Linked DNA regions of Mus musculus: region 1 is linked to region 2. The links are chromatin contacts, found by Hi-C in ENCODE. All regions are on one chromosome and are shown on one strand. Each heading gives the region's core, a stretch centred on a gene start or an enhancer-like site at or near the end of the contact. The rest is flanking DNA. Distances are from core to core; before and after follow the strand shown.

Region 1 (6,824 bases), core at 1,396-3,895, 650 kb before region 2:
CTTCTGCCCCACTCATGGTTCTGGGAGATAGGGCCAGAAACGTGCCCTTTGTCCTGTGAATGTGGAGAATCAGCCCCCTGCCTCTGTCAGTGGAATGCCTCTGTAATGGAAGGGCCAGCAAGGAGAGCAGGCCAGATGCTGCACTACACCGGGTAGAGCTGGAACTGAATTAAGGAGGGAATAAGTTTTGGGGACAGCTGCACCTGATCCTGCTGGTGGCAGCCGAGCAGGATGCTGGTGCTGACCTAACGCCTTCTGTCCCCAGCTGTGACTGGAACCGCTTCAACATCCAGTACGTGCTGGCAGTTTCCAAGCAGCGGGGCATGAAACGCACCCTGGAACCTGTGGACACAGAAGAGGACTCAGATGCATCTGATGAGGACAGTCTGCACCTACTCAGAGCTGCAGGTGAAGAAGAGGAAGAGGAGATGCTGATATAGAACCATATATTTCACGGCCTGATTGGCTGGAGATGAAACCACTGTGCTCCTGGGCCCAGGAAGTGGGAGGTGCCAGAGACCCCGAGACCCTCCAGCCCGGACTCTTCCTGTGAGACTGCTCATGCTGCCATGAGACAGCAAGCCAACCTTTCAGGGCCGGGACCAGGATACAGCGGGCACACTTATGCTTTGGGCCCAGAATGCTTGCGTTGTGGATGGCCCTGCACAGACTTCCTAGGGAAGGTTTAGAAGTGTGGACTTGCAAACTTTCTGTCAGAGTTATTTATATTTTTAATACGATGCTCTAAGGATGAATTTCGGGTTGGGAAGAGCTTTTTTGTAAATGTGAGGACTTTGCTTCTCAACTTTGAGTTTCCGGTGTTTCTAATGTGTCCTGGGTGAGACATTGTCTTCAAGTAAGCAGGGAGATCGGTGACTGCTCGGGCCTGTGGCCCTGATATCTGTAAGTAGTGAAGAAATGGTGTGTGCTGGGCTGACCCCAGCGGGTGGCTGTGACAGCCCAAGGCTGGCCAGGGAAGCTTGGACTGATCTTTGCCAGTATGTACAGGTTATGTGGGAGAAGGGACATGCCTGAGTGGTGCTTTACCGATACTTCCTGTTCATGGGGTTGACCAGGCCCAGCATGTCACTCGCCAGTGAAGAGACCCACAGGTGCCAACTCATGCTGATAACTATTCACTGGCCTCTGTCCAGGCCACAGGAATGGATCTGTGTGGCACCTGGTGCACTGAGAGCCATTAGCTGTCGCACCCTTGTCATACTCAGGATACACTGATACTATACTGTCTTGGTCACCTGGAACCCGCTCAGGCTTGAACACCGTTATGGGGAGAAGCCAGAGCTTAGCCTGGTGTCGCCAGGTTTCCTGTTCTGCAGAGCATTTCTCTGTGTAGCTTGGGGTAGAAAAGGAAACTGCTTCTTATGTGCCCAGGGACAGCCAGGCCCCTGGCCGCCCAGACAAGGACCCGCTTGTTTTGGTGCCATCTTGGGATCCCCATCTGCAGTACAAATACAGTTTTATGAAGCTTTACTGGTTTTGTCTGTGTGTGGTATGAATGTGGAACTGAGGGCCCAGGGAAGGGCAGGCAAGTAGTGCTGAACCATGCTTCAGCCATCACCATACATCTCATACATCTCATCCAGTTTAATTCTCATACCAGAAACTGGGCTCAGTTTGGAGTATTTTACAAGTCTGCTCCGTGGTAACCATGCCCACTCCACCCCTGTGGACAGCCAGATGCAAATTGCCTGACACTGCTCCACCCCTCCCCCCAACTACTGTCCCCTGAAACTGAATAATCCCTGACTCGCTGTAATGGTGTTGGGCCACCAAACCCACTTCTGTATGCTCCCTGGCTTCTGCATATACTGTGCATCCCAGGCCTAAATGTCTCCTAAATGTGAAAGGGTTCCCATCTTAAGATGGGAACACCCAGCAGCTAATTATCCCTAGGAGTTGAGAGAAGCCAGGTCACCTTTGACAGCCTTCACTGTGGCTAGGGAGAGGCAGTGAAACTCTGGGAGTTATCTGGTCATTACCCCGATGGACACCGGACTGTATGCAACTATAGCAATCACATTGATTCAAAATAGGAAATGGAAGGTACGATGCTCAGCTCAGCTCTTCACTGAATCGTGACTGGCAGAACTGTGGCCTGTGAGGAAGCTGCAGAGGTACCCAGAACACAATGGCAGGAGCAATTTACGATTGCACCGTGAGGGCGCGGGGCTTGCTCTGACCCCGTTATTTAAAATCAGTTTTTAGTCATTGCATAGACTGGAATTGCAATAGGTAGTCAAGGTGGCCTACACCAAGATGAGCGCCCTTCAAACATTAACTAGGCAGACCGGGCCGCTCAACAAGGTCGATCGCAGGAAGGTCCTAACCTGGCATACTTGCTTGCTTGCCCTCTCAAAACCGAGAAGAGGCGTGTCCCAGCTCGGTCGGTCATTGAGCTGGAGAAGTCCAGCCAACCGGTCTCTTAGGTGAGGGGGGGCGTGTCCTGAGATCTGTGGCCCCTCCCTCCCGCTAGTCCTCCAGGGAAAAAGGTGCTGGGTTTCCCGTACGCCGTCGGTCACTGCGCAGGCGCGGCCCCACCCACTGGCCCTCTCCAGAAAGGGGTTGTTACGCGCTCCTCCATTGGCCAGGCGCGACCCCGCCCCACGGCGCACGTTCTCCTGACACCACTGTGGCTGGCTGCCCTTCGTGATGGCTGCCGTCAGGGTTTTGGTGGCGCCAAGGCTGGCTTCTGCGCTCCTACCGCTCTCCAGATACCACCGGGCTCCCTCCCAGCGCGCAGCCCTTCACAGCTCCGCACCGCGGCCCGGGGCCAGGGTGGCGTTGGTGAGTGCAGAGCCAGACTCCCAGGCCGAGTGCCTTCCCTTGCTAGGTCCCCGCAGCCTGGGGTCGACCAGCTGTCCGCCCAAGGTCGGCTCTTGGTGGGGTTCAGCCTCCCCTCCCTCGGTAATTGCGTGTTGGGCCCTCGCCCTCGTCAGTGCCTCTCTTCCTGCAGGTGCTGTCGGGCTGTGGAGTCTATGACGGAACCGAGATCCATGAGGCCTCAGCGTAAGTCCTCAGAGTTTGTAAACACTCTCTTGGTTTAAAAGGCAGAAATGGCCAGAGGGTGACCAAGCGCAGTGGGTTCACATCGTGATAAGTCCAAAGCCAAAGTTAGCACAGCCAAGACACAAAAGATGCCACCCGGACCCTGGGTGAAGGCAGAATGCCTGGCAGCAAGCTGGGGTCTTGAACATACCCAAAATGCAACACCTGCGGAGTCAACAACCCTCGCTGCTCATCAGTCAGTAAAAGGATGCCTTGCCTACTTATTCTGGTTCTACCCTTACCTTGCAGAAGTCTGTAAGCGGCAGGAGCCGTGCCTTCGTAAAAGCAACTAGGTGTCCTATAAACTAGGAATTCCCCAGCACTTGGTGCCAGTCCATCTGTAAAATCGTCATGCTGTGAGGCCGGAGGACACATTTGGAAGTGATGTCTTTGTGGATTTTCTTCATATAGGATCCTGGTGCACCTGAGCCGAGGCGGGGCTGAGGTCCAGATCTTTGCTCCCGATGTCCCTCAGATGCACGTGATTGACCACACCAAGGGGGAGCCTTCTGAGAGGGAAAGCAGGTATGGGTAGGGAAAGGACCTTACAAGAGCCCTGTTCCCATGAGCAGCTCCTGTACTGTAGCCTTCCTGATTATGTGATCAAGTGTCTGTCCCTCAAAGCAACTGTCATCCGGCTGTTCTGGAAATACATGGCCATGGGCCAAATGTTTCTGACCTCCCCGTGACCGTTACAGGGGTAGCAGTAGCCTTTGGGTGTGAGGTGGTCATGCTCTGCTCTGGCTAGTCCCTGTGTGGTACTGTGTTCCCTTTATCTTGTTGCTTTGTTTTTGGCAGGGAGGGGTTGTTTGTTTTGTTTTGTTTTCCCAAAGTTTCTCTATGTAGAGAGACTGTCCTGGAACACACTCTGTAGACCAGGCTGGCTTTGAACTCTGATCCTCCTGCCTCTGCCTACTGAGTGCTGGGATAAGAGGCATACTCCACCACTGCCTCGGGTTTTTGTTTTTGTTGTTTGTTTGAGACAGAGTCTGTTTGGCCCTCACAGGCCTGGAACTCACTATATACAGACCAGGGTGGCCTTGGATTCCTAGAGATTCTCTTGTCTTTGCCTCCAAAGTGTTGGTGGGATCAAAAGCAGTTGACTCTATGCCCAGCACAACTACATTTTTTTATTTTAAAGATTTATTTATTTGTTATATATAAGTATGCTGTAGCTATCTTTAGACACACCAGAAGAGGGCATCAGACCCCATTATAGATTGTTGTGAGCCACCATGTGGTTGCTGGGATTTGAACTCAGGACCTTTGGAAGAGCAGCCAGTGCTCTTAACCACTGAGCCATCTCTCCAGCCCACAACATTTCTTATCTGAGGCTTGGTTGCAGGGTAGGGGCTGAGACTGAAAAGGTAAGAGAGAGGAACTGCAATTTAACTACCAAGGCTGTCTTTAGGGAGTTCCTCTTCTGTCTAGAACCCTGGCCCCTGAATCTAACCCCTCCCTCCTGTTGTACAACTGTATATGAGGTTGCATCTCTATCTGATGTTCAGGTGGCTTTGGGCATCCTGAAAAATGGCTTCTTAGGCAGCCCCTCCCTGGTGTGGAGGCCTGGATTCTGCCTGCTGTGGATACTTGGTGGGCCTCCAGTTCCTGCTGACCCCAGCCTACAATGCCTGTTGTACTTATAGCTCACTAGAATCCACTGTCACTGCCTCCAGGTGTTGCCTGGGAGTGCTAACTAGAAGCATCTAGTCTCCATGCTCACTTGAGGCTGTGAGCCAGTACTAGGGCGAGCCCACCGCGCTGCCTGTGTACCAGCCATGCTTGCACGTTGATCCTTTGTGCCATCTGCTCTTTCCAGGAACGTTTTGGCAGAGTCAGCAAGGATTGCCCGAGGCAAGATTACCAGCCTGGCTCAGCTCAATGCTGCTAACCATGATGCTGCCATTTTCCCAGGAGGCTTTGGAGCTGCCAAAAACCTGTGCGTGTCCAAGAGTAAGGGTCTACACCACACATGTATCTGCTCTTTTACAAGGGGTGGGCTGGGGGCATTTCAGCGAGATCACCAGGGCGATCTTTGCTTCCTCCTCTGAGCCTTCCAGTGCCTGGAAGCTGTCAGGGTGGGCTGAGTGGCTTGACCTCCGTGCTGGGAGTCAGGTCCCCAACACGCTCTGCTGCTTGTCCTTGCAAGTGTCGGCTCTCACACAGAGCTGTTCTCCCTCTGTGCTGCTGTGAGGAGTGACAATGGCCCCCATAGGCTCAATCAAATGTTTGAAAGCTTGGTCCCTGTTTGGTGACACAGTTTTGGAAGGATTAGAAGGTATGACAGTGTTGGAGGAGATGTGTCACTGGGGGTGGGCCTTGAGGTTTCAAAAGTGAACTGTAGGTCCAGTGTGTGTGTGTGTGTGTGTGTGTGTGTATCTCCCCATCCCTTCTTCCCCTCCGCGTCCCTCCTTGCCGCCCTCCATCTTGTGGATCAGATGTAAGTTCTCTCAGCTTCTGCTCCAATGACATGCCGCTTGCCTGCCCGCTTCCATGCTTCACACCATGGACTAACCCCCTGAAACCATAAAAGTGCCTTCTTATTCAAGTCACGTTGATCACAGTGTCTCTGCTTCACAACTGCGTGGCATCAGGAAAGAGAAAGAAAGCCCTTTGTGCTTTGCTGTTTGAGCTGTTGCTGGGGGAAGTCGCAGATACATTCAAGGAGGTCCTTTCCACGGCTCTTGTTGGTTCTTTCTTGAGCATTCATGGTACCTCCTTCAGCAGGGCCCTGCCTGAGAGGTGCTCACCCAGCTGGTTGTCAGGGAGAGCCTTGAGCAGGCTCTGCAATATCCCCAAGGAATTTCACTGAGTGTCCTGCTCCCAGAAGAGAGGGACACAAGGCTTTATGCTCTGAAGTGTCACCAGTCCACCTTTCTTGATCTGAACTCTCTGACTAGTTTGCAGGGCCATCAAAATGTCTCTTCTCAGATTCTGCACACCTCCAGCCCCTTTGGGTAGCACCCACCCGCTCCCCATCCTGAAACCAGCGAAGCCGGTAGTGACAGCCCTGAGTCCTCTGTGGCCCATCCTTATAACAGCATGGCATGGGATCGCTGGATTCTGACTTCCATTGGGACCCCTGTTTCCTGGGCACCTAAGCTGTCCTCACCACTTCTGCTTGCCACTCCTGCCTGGTGAGAGCCACATCTGTCTGCACAGCTGCCTTGTTCACTTAGGAGTTGGGCTCAGGAGTGTGAGAGGTTCTTGTTGTTGAGTCTTTCTGGCATTTAAGGAGTCTGAGCCTCTGCACCCGTGTCTGAGCCCACTAACCCCTGTGGGGAAGCCACCATCTTCATTCTTTCTGACCTTTACAGAAGAATGTCAGGTCCTAGTTCACGGGCTGCTGAACCCACGAGACCATGGTGCTAGTTGGTGGTGGCCTCTGTCACTGAAAGGTAGCAGCGCATGTGGCAGCCGGTGGAAGAGCCTTGGTGTATACACACAGTGAAGGGTGACTGAGGTTTAGCAGGGATGAGGTAGTGGGTGGCTGGCTTATGAGCCTGGTGTCTGGCAGGTGATGGGTTTCACGTGTGTATGTGCCAGGTTTCCAGCTGGAAGCCGGTTGTTCCAGGCACTACGGCTGGCCTTGTGTATCTGCTAGAGAAGCCCTACGTATGTGCATCACCGCCAGCATCCTGTTGGTGCTTTGCCTGATGTATTGATCTGTGCTTTCCAGCTGACTTGAGAACTGTTCGGCAGTGGCGTAGACTCCACATGGCGAACAGGGCGCTACGAGTCATGCCACTTGCCAGTCT
Region 2 (7,170 bases), core at 1,591-4,090:
CGGTTTTGGTAGTTGTGGGAGCCCAAATACCTATCGGGGAAGGCTTTATACAAACAGCAACTGGGGGCAGGGGGAGGGTTAAGTGTGCAAGCATCTAATTGGAAAGCCACTGTGGCCTTTAACACAATTGACTGGTGTTGGGAGTCCTATCATAAACTTAACTTCTGCTCCCTTCTGCATTGGTGGTCATTAGGCAGGGGTGGGCTTGTAACCTGGGGATGCAGGTTTGTTGGGGGAATAACCTGGAGGTACTGGTCATGTTGAGGGTATAACCTGGAGATGCTGGTCTTGCTGGGAATTAACCTAGAGACTGGAGCTAGGCTCAGGTTTTGTTGAGGAGGGGGGCAACTTGGAAACTAATGCTAGGTACCAGCCTGTTAGTTTACCTTAGTTCAAACTTAGGTCAGGTTCTCTAAAATGGAGTCTGATCTTCAAAGATCTGGCCTCTCATCAATGTACACACCAGAGGGTCTGGGAGGTAACGGCACATGGACACCCATGCCTGCCTTTCCCCATCTCCCTGATCACCAGACTTCAGGGAACTCCTGGGAAGTTGCTCTGTGCCCTTTGCAGGTTGACCCAGGTGGCTGGAAGGCCTTGGGCCTTGGTGCTCAGCCAGAAGCTGTGAAGGACAGGAGGCCAATTCCCTGCCCCACTGCCTTGAGCGGCTGGCTGGCCTAGCACCCATGATCAGAGTCAAATTAGGACTCTGTGTTGCGGGTTCCGTCACCAGAAGGTCCTGGGCCTCTGAGATGCTGTGTGTCTGTACCAGCCCTGTGCCTGGGGCTCCCGCCCTTCATTCACACTGTGATACCAGCCTCTTTTCTGCCCAGCCCTAGGAATCTGTGATCTCCAACTATAAGCTGCTAGGGGTCACTTCCTGGCTCTCACTTTTCTCTTAGTCCTCAAGCAGCTCATTCTAACCCCCACTGTAGAAACAGGGAAACTAGGCTTGAAAAAGCTCAGGCCTTGGCTAGGTCACCCAAAGAAAGGTGGACCCAGCAAACTTGGCCACCTCCCTGGGAGGATCAAGGGAGCCCTCCTCCCCGAGAAAAGCCAGGCAGAACTGTCTTGGATCAGTCGCTGGGGCTGGGGACGAACTGAGAGGTGATCTGGACCCTGCTGATGCCTGCGGGGTCTGGCAGCTGAGTTTCCAGGGCTGGGCGCGATGATACATTGTCCGCCTCCCCTCACCCCAAACCCCCATCCCGCCTCCCAGTAGCTGTATCAGTGGACCAGCCTGCGGTCACACCTACACTCTAGTTGACTTGGAGCAGGGTCGCGGTCTAGAGCCCGAGGGGGGGGGGGAATTAGCCAGAGACACCTGTACAGTCCTCTCTCTAACTGCAAAACTAGCTGTACAGTCCTCTCTAACTGCAAAACTAGTTTGCCAGGAGCCAGGGAAGCACGGGACACGCGCGCCCTCAGGCGGCAGGAAGAAGAGTTGAGGATTCTAAAAAATTAACTTTGTTGTCGTCGACTTGTGAGTTCCTTGGGGTGCCCTGGAACTGGCCTTAAGCAACTCATCCTCCATGGGGGAACCTGGGGTCCATCGGACAGCCCAGAGCACAGGAACACTGCTGAGGGTTGAGAAGGAGAAAACATTTAGGGGGTGGGGGGGTGGGGTGGGGATCTGTCCTAGGTAAAAGCCAGGCTAGCTTTCAGGGTGGCTCTGGCTGCCAGATCTTCTGGGGAGATGAACCAGGTTGTGAAGAGTTCAATGGACTTTATTCCCAGGTCATCTCAAAACAAGCTTGCGAAAGTAACTTTTATTCGCTTGATGTCCTTGTTGTCTCGGAGGCTTACTGCTGACTACGATCTCCTTTTCTAGCTCTTTCTGAACTCTTACTGGCTGATTCAATTCAGCTGTTCTGGCTCAAACGTCTCTTCAAGTCGCCTGATTCAATCTAGTTTGTCTCAGCTTCACATCTAGTGCACTGCTTGGCCTGCAGCCACTCACTCACTGTTCTAGATTGCTTTCTGTTGCTGTGATAAAAACACTTATCAAAGGCAGCGTGGGGAGGAAGGTGTTCTTTACATCTTACAGGTTGGATCTCATCGTCAGGGAAGGAGCAGGAACCTGGAGGCATCCCCTGATGAGAAACCGCATCGGAAAGATGCTTATTGGCTCTGCTCCCTGGCATGCTCTGCTACTTCAGCCACTGTGGGGCACCGGACTCCGCTTTGGGCTCACCTTCTCCCCACAAATCCCATCTCACTGTGGATCCCTAGCAGAGACGTCCCGGCATCCAGGATGCTCTCTACCCTAGAAGGGAAGAAGGCAGAAGGCCTCTACCCTGGCTGTGCCTGGGCCCAACTTTCTTTTGTGGCTCCAACTATAGCCCACTTTGGTTTTGTATTGTATTTTACAGGTGTCATTTGGGTGAAGAGCTGGAATTACCCTTCGTCCTTGCTTTCCTTAAGCAATACTGCACTGGGTGCACAGGGGCTGTTGGACACGGAGCCGACTGTGCAGGAAGACGGAGGCCGTTCGGTCCATCTGGTACCCATTTAAGTGGAATTGCAAAGTCCCCAACTCCAGGACCTGTTTTAAGGACGAAACGCCAAGCTGCACACATAGAGACCCGCATGAGTAAAACCGACGTGAACCTTTCTCCCTATTCTACCCCAGACGCGCGCGATAGAAACATGGCGTAACGTGCACCCGAGGCTTCAATAGTTTTACTTCCCTGGCTCTTGGCTGCAGCCACATCGCCACACGTCTAACGCGCTAGCGGGAGCGCGCGACGTAAGCACCGCAACTGCGCACGCGCTACGGGAGGCACTTCCGGGGACCGGCCGAACGCCGATCTACGCAGCCGCGGCTCTATTTCCGGCTGTCTGGGAGCACTTCCGGGAGGCTCTTCCACTAGTGAGGCGGCGTTGCTAACAGGCGGAAACCTCCAGGGAAGATGGGGAAAGTGAGGGCGCTGCGGGCTCGTGTGCACCGGGCGGCCGTGAGACCCGACGGGGATTCTGCACCGGGCCCTGTGCCCCGCGCCGTGGAGCCGGCGCTCCCACAATCCCCGGCGGGCGGAGCGGGGGCGAAGGTGAGGTGTGGGGCGCCGGTCGGGCCAGGTCTCTGCCGAGCCGGATCTCCAAAGATCAGGAGCCCTGGATGGTTGGGTGTCGCCTCTTCTGTGTGTGTTCCTGCCACTCTGGTTAGGGTCCTGACCCGGCCCACCTTTAGCCGTCATGCCTTCTCGGTTGGGGTGTGAGGCTCCAGAAGCGCTTCCATCTCTGGGGGAAAATATCCCACTACGCTCTGGAAATGTCGCAGGGCGCTGTCTGTCTGCCTCTGTCTATCTCTGTGTCTCAGTCTCTGGTGTGTGTTTGAGACAGGGTCTCTCTATGTAGCCCTGACTATTCTGGAACTCACGCTGTAGACCAGGCTGGCCTCGAACTCATAAGAGATTGACCTGCCCCTGCCTCCCACATGCTGGGGTTAAAGGCATGGCATGCACTTGTGTCCCTGGCGCTTGCTTGTTGCTTTGGCCTTTGGGATCTTATTTATTTTTATTTTACCTCATCTCATTCTTTCTTTATTCTTTTGAGACAAGGTTTCACCCTAGCCCCCCCCCCCAGCTTGTCACTCTCGTGCCCAGGCTGTAGCCCACTGTGCCCAGCTTTTATTTGTTGTTGTAGCCAAACTGAGAGCTTCTGTTTTCTCCCACACCCACACCCACGGGAGGTGCTGTGCAGTCATTGATTCGTGCAGCCATTGATTCTTATTTTTCCCATTTTTCTTTTAATTTGGTAACTTGGCTCAAATTTAAGCCTTGTGTTGACAGAGATTGTTTTTATGCCCCTTTGGTCAGCCGCGTCTTTGCCTCACTGGAAGGTTATGTGGTTGGTGTTCCTATTTTTGTTCCTCAGAGATGCCCAAGGACCAGTACTTAGAGGATTCCCTCTGCTCACTCCTGGGAGGGCCCATGCATACAGTTGTAAGCAGCAGTCATGCCTTATCTCACAGCTACTCTTGGATCTGCATGTGTTTGCAGGGAGGCTGTGCTCAGGCCCTGTGCTAGTGTGGCTCTACTCCCCAAGACTCTCTGATTGTCCCAAGTCTGATGGGGGCAGGAAGGAACAGGCCTGATCTGGGAACAAGGACGTAGATACTCTTCCGGGGCCTCCCTGGCTGAGAAGTAGAGGATTTTTGCCTTAGCATCTTCTCGATGTGTGACTCTCAAACCAAAAGTCAACTTGATGTCCTCTCTCTTCTCCTGTTGGGATTGCAGGACTGGACATTCGTTCACAATGACATCTTTGCCAGGACACAGATAGACCCTAGTGCGTTGGTGCAGAGGCTGGAGCTGGACCAGAGGAGTGTGGTGTCCCTAAAGAGAGGTGAGTTCCTGCCTTTGGAGAGTCGAGAGGGCAGCCTGACTGTTGCCTGTGGACTAGCCCGTGCTTTAAAAGATGACACTAGGCATGACATGTGTTGCATAGCTTAAATCCCGGCACTTGAGAGGCTGAGGCAGGCCAGTCTCTACATTCAAGGCCAGCCTGGACTACACATCTAGTTCCAGGAAGAAACAAGGCTGTGTGGAAAGACCCTGTCTCAAAGCAAGACTAAAGGAGATGTTACTTTTACAGGAAAAATAAAAAAAGAACAAAACCGTAAAGTATACCAAAGTAGAAAGACTGGCGCTGAGGAGTGCCACAGGCCAGTGCCTACCCTTGGTACCACACAAGGAGTCCTTTTGAAGCAGGTATCAGGCTGCCCGGCATTCCATTCATAAATTCTGAGCGTGCTTACACTAGATAACTTACCTGCAACATTGATGCTGCGCCTGTGTTGTCAAGGCGGCAAAAAGCAGGCAGGCCTTGTGGCCGCCATCTAGTCAAGACAGTTTTTTTTCCCCCCTTCCCGCCCTGCCCCGTCAAGACAGTTCTAATTGCTGCTGAAGGTATTGTGACCAGACTCATTCTTTTTTTTTTTTTTTTTTTTCCCAAGTCAGGGTTTCTCTGTGTAGACCTGCCTGTCTTGGAACTTGCTCTGTAGACTAGGCTATCCTGCCTCTGCCTCCCAAGTGCTGGTTTTAAAGGCATGCACTGTCACACCTGGCTACCAGTGGCTCCCTCCCTCCCTCCCTCCCTCTCTCCCTTCCCCTCTCTCTCTCTCTCTCTCTCTCCCTCTCTCTCTCTCTCTCTCTTTCTTTCTTTCTTTCTTTTTTTTTTTTTTTTTGAGACTGGTTCTCTTTATGTAGTCCTGACTGTTCTGGAATTCACTTTGTAGACCAGGCTGGGCTTGAACTCACAGAGATCTGCCTGCTTCTGCTTCCCGAGTGCTGGGATTAAAGGTATGTACTACCACACCCAGCACTACCATTGCCACCTCCGAAGCTGCCACCGCCTCCTCCTCCTCCTCCTCCTCCTCCTCTTCTTCTTCCTTTTTAAGATTTATTTTATATGTGTGAGTACATTGTCATTGTCTTCAGACACACCAGAAGAGGGCATCAGACCCCATTACAGATGGTTGTGAGCCACCATGTGGTTTCTGGGAATTGAACTCAGCACCTCTGGAAGAGCAGTCAGTGCTCTTAACTGCTAAGCCATCTCTCCAGCCCACCATTGGCATTCTTAACTGTCAGTCTTGGTGTATATAAAATGGTGACAGACTCACCTCATAGAGACTGAGGTTACCTTATCCAGAAAGGTCCAGGCATTCAGCAAATTCTGGTTCCTTGCTCCTTATTCGTGAGGTGGGCTCAGCAAGATGACCAGGCCAGACATCTGCAGAGGGGTTTGCATATCCTTCTTTGGGACAGCAAGATGTTGGTAGGTTTCATCTCAGCTATGGGCCCTCTTACTGCCAACTGGACCTGAAGGACTTGGCCTTACCATGGCAGTGCCTCCCTCAACTCTGTCATGTCCTTTTCCCGTTAGAACCTCTGTCAGGCCCGGTTGTTTGGATGATCCTGGAGCCACCTGTCACCCTTTGACCTGCCCCAACTTGATAGCAACGCTTCCTCAAAAGGGTTAATGTAACAGTTATCTAGAGAGAGCTTGAAAACTGTACCTGATTGAATCCTTCAGAAAATGTTTTAAAAATTTGTATACCCATATATATGCATAAAACCTTAAATAAGGGACAAATCACATCTGATTCAGGGAACCTTTATAGAGCGGCCTTTGATCTCCTTAGTGGCATGTATTTCCCACGGCCTGCGTCTTTGAGAGGGTCTTAGGGACTGCAGTCTTAGTGTGTGGCAGAGATGGGTTTGGGGGACATGGGAATGGCTCCTTGGCTTGGACCATGTATAGCTCTGGCCAGAGCGTAGCCCTGGTTCTCCATGCCCGTGATACCTCATGTGTTTGGGCACAGGGTGTCGCAGGAGAAAGGTGATCCTGATGTAGGACTCGTCCAGTCTACAGCCAACTTTAGTCCCTTAGGGGTGGTCTTGAGACATCCAGGGACTCTTCCTGGTGTATGTATCACCTATCCCCTAATCAGCCCTCAACTTCTTGGTGGCCCTCTGACTGGCTGTCTCTCCAGTTGTTATTCTAACCTTGAGTCCCACATATCTGTCCTCAGTTAACTTTAAGCTAGACATAGGTGACTGTTAGACCTCACAGAATGTCCTGACGAAGTAGGATAGACCTGCCTCTTCTTCTGCCCACTAGCATAAAAGATCAGCTGCTTGTTGGACGTAACAATGCCTGCAAGATCCTTTGGGGAGAGCCCCATGTGTAGGGAGGGACTTGCGGTTGGAAAACCCGAGTCCTTTATCATACTCTGACTTGGCTGAGACGGTCAAAGCCTTCGTCTCCCAGGGTTCCGGGTCCGCATCTCAGACCACTCTCTCAGACCCCTCTCCGCATGATTCTTCTGGCTGCCTGGTACCTTCTGTGTTCTTGGTACTGGCTACTTCTGTTCGTGGTCAGCTTAGTCTCTGAGCCAGGCAGGTGGAGGGACACCTGACTTGTGTCAGAGTGGTCACAAAGGGAGCTGAGTCCTTGATTCAGTCTCTCGCTGCATCGGGCATGACTTGGTGCTCAAACCTGACCGGGGCAATGCAGAAGAAAGGACAGACACACGGACAAGAAAGCCTCTGGCAGGCTGTGTTCTCTCTGATGGAGGACACGTAGGCAGTCTGGGAACTCAGGGTGTCGTAGGGTTTCTACTGATGTGACGAAACACCATGACCTACCCATGGTTTGCTCAGC

The links. Hi-C counts contacts between places; a loop is a spot of excess contacts on that map.
Region 1: a loop to region 2 is called in a map of v-Abl transformed pro-B cells, with 3 times the contacts of the local background. The contact joins the promoter of Gatd3a here to the promoter of Fam207a in region 2. A Hi-C loop is called at or near these places in 3 of 37 maps with a recorded cell type or tissue (T-helper 2 cell and v-Abl transformed pro-B cells).

Annotation. Positions count from the first base shown.
Region 1 is chr10:78,165,576-78,172,399 of GRCm38, reverse strand. Gatd3a (glutamine amidotransferase like class 1 domain containing 3A) reads left to right here and starts at 2,645. Exons shown (of 7, transcript NM_138601.3): 1 at 2,645-2,805; 2 at 2,975-3,027; 3 at 3,478-3,591; 4 at 4,886-5,005. The coding sequence starts at 2,671. It overlaps Pwp2 (PWP2 periodic tryptophan protein homolog (yeast)), which reads left to right. Exons shown (of 21, transcript NM_029546.2): 21 at 266-1,490. The coding sequence ends at 440.
Region 2 is chr10:77,511,483-77,518,652 of GRCm38, reverse strand. Fam207a (family with sequence similarity 207, member A) reads left to right here and starts at 2,840. Exons shown (of 6, transcript NM_133998.3): 1 at 2,840-3,050; 2 at 4,239-4,347. The coding sequence starts at 2,913. It overlaps 2810425M01Rik (RIKEN cDNA 2810425M01 gene), which reads right to left and starts at 2,755. Exons shown (of 1, transcript NR_163865.1): 1 at 1,712-2,755.